Regions from separate parts of the Homo sapiens genome. Here region 2 is linked to region 1. A link is an interaction called in ENCODE POLR2A ChIA-PET data of the cell type or tissue named here. Cell type or tissue: endothelial cell of umbilical vein. All regions are shown on one strand.

Evidence for each region. ChIA-PET counts read pairs that join two places held together with the same protein. Peaks named below come from ENCODE experiments on the same cell type or tissue, not always from the same donor. Only the 100,000 strongest peaks of a DNase experiment are listed, where the experiment ranks them.
Region 2: POLR2A ChIA-PET joins it to region 1 with 5 read pairs; 4 of 35 experiments call an interaction of 5 or more read pairs at or near these places.

The regions. Positions count from the first base shown.
Region 1 is chr17:50,420,700-50,423,199 of GRCh38, reverse strand. No RefSeq gene overlaps it. Among named protein-coding and RNA genes, the nearest start is that of ACSF2, 4.3 kb to the left of the region's middle. In endothelial cell of umbilical vein, no CTCF peak of the experiment used is centred here; a DNase peak (open chromatin) is centred at 1,299; H3K27ac peaks cover 353 bases.
Region 2 is chr17:50,205,848-50,208,347 of GRCh38, reverse strand. No RefSeq gene overlaps it. Among named protein-coding and RNA genes, the nearest start is that of COL1A1, 5.5 kb to the right of the region's middle. RefSeq lists an enhancer at 2,123-2,500. In endothelial cell of umbilical vein, no CTCF peak of the experiment used is centred here; no DNase peak of the experiment used is centred here; H3K27me3 peaks cover 267 bases.

The sequences.
Region 1 (2,500 bases):
GGGCCACCACAGTGGATGGTATGGTGCTTCCTCAAAAAATTAAAAATGAGTTATATGATCCAGCAATTCTACTTCTGGGTATATACCCAAAATAATTGAAAGTCGGGACTCCAACAAACATTTGTGTACCAATGTTCACAACAGAATTGTTCCCAATAGCCAAAAGACAGACACAACCCAAATATTCATCAATGATTGAATGGATAAACAAATGCAGTAGATCCATACAATGGAATACTATTCAGCTTTCAAAAAAGGAAGGAAATTCCCACACATGCTACAGTCCACATGAACTTTGAACACATTGTGCTAAGTGAAATAAGCCAAACACAAAAGAATAAATACTGTATGATTCCATTCATATGCGACACCTAGAGTAGTCAAATTCTTAGAGACAAAGTGGAATGGTGGTTGCCAGGGGTTGGGGGTGTGGTGGGGGAATGGGGAGTTATTATTTGTTTAATGGGTATAGAGTTTCAGTTTAGGAAGGTGAAAGGTTTTTGGAGATGAATGGTGGTAATGGTTGTATACCAATGTGAATATACTTAATGCCACTGAACCATAACCTTAAAAATGGCTAAAATGATATATTTTATTTATGTCTATTTTTCCACAACTTTTAAAAAAGCTTTTCTTTGGGGCATAGCAGTGGGAGGAAGAGTGAGGGCAGAGAACAGGCTTTTGTTAAAAAAGCTCTTTTTGGCCTGGTGCGGTGGCTCACACCTGTAATCCCAGCACTTTGGGAGGCCGAGTCAGGCGGATCATGAGGTCAGGAGATCTAGACCATCCTGGCTAACACAGTGAAACCCTGTCTCTACTAAAAATATAAAAAATTAGCCAGGCGTGGTGGCGGGCGCCTGTAGTCCCAGCTACCCAGGAGGCTGAGGCAGGGGAATGGCGTGAACCCGGGAGGCAGAGCTTGCAGTGAGCCAAGGTGGCACCATTGCACTCCAGCCTGGGCGACAGAGCAAGACTCAGTCTCGGAAAAAAAAAAAAAAAAAAAAAAAGCTGTTTTCTTATATTATTTTCTAAGATGGTGTATATTATTTCTCTTAATAAAATTTTTTATTAACATGCCTGAGGGAGGCTTCAATCAGTTACAGGAACTAATGTGTTTGATGAGGTTTTCACTGTAAAAAAAATGAGTGCAAAGAGGTTACTTAGGCTTGGAATCAACTTCAGTGTCAGATCTGGAAAGAATCCAGCCCTAGTGCTTTTTCTGTCAATGACCTTGAGCAAATCCCTTTTCTCTGGTGTAATTTTTCATAGCTCTCTGTTGTAATTGACTGTCTCCAAGTAGTAAATAAAAAATGGCCCTTTTAAAGAATTTCCTTCACTGTGTGTTTGAGAACTGAGCTGTCTAATAAGAAATGCAGTGATCATGAAGGAGAGGTGGAAAAAAAAGAGAGACCGCTGGCAGCCACAGAAAGAAAAGGGGAGAGGAAGTTGAGGAAGGAAGTTTCAATTTTCAAAGATATTGAAATGACTTGGAACAGAATGTGTATATTCTGCTAATCAAGCCAATTAGATCCAGTAGCCAATATAAAAAAAAAGGCTAATAAAAATTGTTCTAAACACGGATGTTTCTCATTCTCAAACTCTCAAACTGAAAGTGAAAATAAGGAACTTGATTTGAACTGCTGTGTAGAGTCAAATTATCTTTTAGTTATCTTTTTTTTTTTTTTTTTTTTTAAGAGACTGTCTCACTCTCACTTGGGCTGGAGCTGGAGTGGTGCAGTAGGGCAATCATAGCTCACTGCAGCCTTGAACTCCTGGGGTCAAGTGATCCTCCCACCTCAGCCTCCTGAGTAGCTGGGATTACAGGCGCATGCCACCACACTGGGCTAATTTTTCTTTTTTTGTAGAGATGAGGATCTCAATGTGTTGCCCAGGCTGATTTTGATCTCCTGGGCTCAAGTGATCCTCCTGCTTCAGCCTCCCAAAGAGCTGGGATTCACAAGCAAGAGCCACCACACCCAGCTGAGTAAAATTATCTCGATCACGACTAACAATTGCTGCAGGCACAGGCAGACATGTTTTTAAATGATCAGTATTTTCTTGCTTACATCCCCAAATTGAAAACTAAGCCATAATCCCAGCAACTGCCAAAAAAACTGTGAAAGCCTTGCTTTTGTAAGAGGATAGGACAAAAATCTTTATTTGGATGGTGTAATATTTTACTTTTCTTGGGTCAAAGTCAAGAACTAAAGTCAACTGTGAAGTCTTGGATAAAGACCCAGTGTTAAACCAAATCTAATTTAACTTTCTTTTTTTATTCATTGGTTCAGCATTCATTCATTGAGTAACTACTTGCTGACAAGCATGATATGAATGAGACATGGTGTCTGCTCTCAATGAGCTCACTGTCTAGGAGAAAACACCAACCCTGAGACTGACAATGGCCTGCAGTGCGGCCAGTGCTGTGTGAGCAAGGCTAGGGGAGAGGCACCTACCCAAGGTGTGTTGCAGAAGGCCTCCTGGAGGTTTGCATCTAGTCCTG
Region 2 (2,500 bases), 210 kb after region 1:
CAGAAGCCCGGGATCATCCCTGTTCCTCACCAACCCCACCCCACATCCAATCCAACCCCAGCACCTGTAAATTTTGCTTCCCAAAGGGCTCTCAAGCCCATCCTCTTCTCTCTGTCTCCATTCCCACCTACCGGATCCAAGCCCCTCACCTGGGCAAGTATAGCAGCCTCTCAGCTGCTCCTCCACCTTTGACCACAGCCCTCCTCCCGCAGGTACCTACTCCATGGAGTGCCCATGGCTTTCTTTTACAAATGCAGACCTGATTGTGACCCTCCCCTGCGTCAGGCCCTCTGCTGGGGCCCATAGCTGAAAGGAGGCAAACTACACCTGTGATGGGGCTTCTCTGGCCCGCCCAGCCTTTGCCTGTGGTGCTCCAGCCACACTGGCCTTCCCTGAATTCCTTGGGCATCCAGCACTCGCCATGCCCCCTCCTGCCTTTGCATATGTGGTCCCATCACTATCCACCCTGCCTCCTATCCTTTTCCCATCAGCCTACCCAGGGAAGCCTTCCTAGGGCTCCAGGACTAGAGCAGACCCTCTGCCATGTCTGCCCATTCAAAGCTCTGCATTCTTCTTCTTAGTAACCTTAATGGTTGCACCTCCACGTTTATTCATGTGATTTCATTGCTGTCTGTGTCTTTACCAGACACAAACTCCATCAGGCAGACACAGGGTCTGTGCTGCTCACCATTGAATGCCCAGTACCCAGCAAAGTGCCTGGCACGTGACTATTGTTGCATGAATTTATCAGCAAATGAATGTAGCTCCTTAGCAAAATGGGGTGGGGGTGGCTTTTGGGAAGAAGGCAAGGTCATGTTATCCATACAGGATCCTTTCTGTGTCCGAGCCAGACTGTCCAAAGGGGCCCCTGCCAGGACCCCTGCCCAACACCCCGCCCTGAAACTCCAGAATCTCAAGTTTGCCAGGAGGAAGAACTCGTGGCTGGGGCAGAAGCAGAAGACAGAAGACATCGGTGGCCAAAACTTCCCTGGGGTGGGGGTTGTGGGGGGTGGGTATCAAGGAAGGAGATCAAGATCTGGAAGGTACCTCTGCCCAACAGAGGCTTCTCCTCAGCACCCCCCTTCTTTTATTTAAATTCAGGATTCAAAGGAACCCTGGCATTTATCTCCCAAACACAACACGGCAACCAGACATCTGGCTGTGATGCGAGCCCTGCACCACCCGCCCCCCGGCCACGCCCCCTATGGCTGCTGCCCTTTCTCCCCTGGAGCAGCTCACGAAGGCTGCACGCCCGCCTACAGCATGAGGAGACCCGGCAGAGCGCCATACCCCAGGATGGGCACCAGAGAACCGGGGACTGGGGAAGAGGAGATACCGGAAGAGAATAAGAGAGGAAAAGAGGGAGGGGGAAAAAAGTATGTGGGTGGAGAGGTGGGACAACGGGTCAGAGACCGAGGAAAGAAAAGGAAAGGAAAAAAAAAACTAAGAAAAGGAAGAAAAACGCATGAAGAGAAAAATTTGAAGGGAGAGAGGTTGGGGGTGGGGGAGAGAAAAGGTAAATGAATAGAAGAAAGAAAGGAAGAAAGGAATGGAGAAAAGCAAATGGGATAAAATAGGCACGGAATTGAACCAACCCAGAAAGGTGTAAATATTCAATCAATTCATGGGGCCAACTTTCTCTTTTTTTTTTCTTTTCTCTTTCTTTCTTTCTTTCTTTTTTTTTTTTTGAGAGAGAGAGTTTCGCTTTTTTGCCCAGGCTGGAGTGCAATGGTGTGATCTCGGTTCACTGCAACCCCCGCCTCCTGGGTTCAAGTGATTCTCCTGCCTCAGCCTCCCAAGTAGCTGGTACTACAGGCCCATGCCGCCATGCCGGGCTAATTTTTGTATTTTTAGTAGAGATGGAGTTTCACCATGTTGGCTAGGCTGGGGTCTCAAACTCTCGACCTCAGGTGATCCGACTGCCTCAGCCTCCCAAAATGTTGGGATTACAGGTGTGAGCCACCGCGCCCTGCCAAGCCAACTTTTAAGAAGAACTACACTGCCTCCAGACATCAGGAGCAGGGAGGGATATGACAGAAAAGCTGCCAGCTACCCAGCTGGGAGCTCACTCCAGCAGGAAAGATGGGGCTGACCCCTCACTTCTGACTACCAGAGAGCAGCAGTGAGAACTGGGGTCCCCTAACTCAACAACATCCCCCATCCAGTGCATTATTCTCAGCTGGGGCCTGGCTGGGACCTGGTGGGGTGGCTGGAGAGGGCTTGGGAGCTGGGGCCATGACAGACCTCGTGTCACCTGGGGCCATACCCCCAGCCCTTCTCTCTCCAGCTCCCAAGTTCTCCTCCTAGGACTGGGGTGGGGGTGGTGGAGGCAGCGGTCAGAGAATGGGGTGGGATCCGTCCAGGACTAGAAAACAAAGTTCATCTTCAAGAGCCTGGAATGAGGGCTTGTTCTAGGGGAGAATGAGGGGGAGGCTGGGCCTGGCTATGGACATTTGAGGGCTCGGGTCACCTGGAAAGAAAAGGAAAGGGGGAAGGAGAG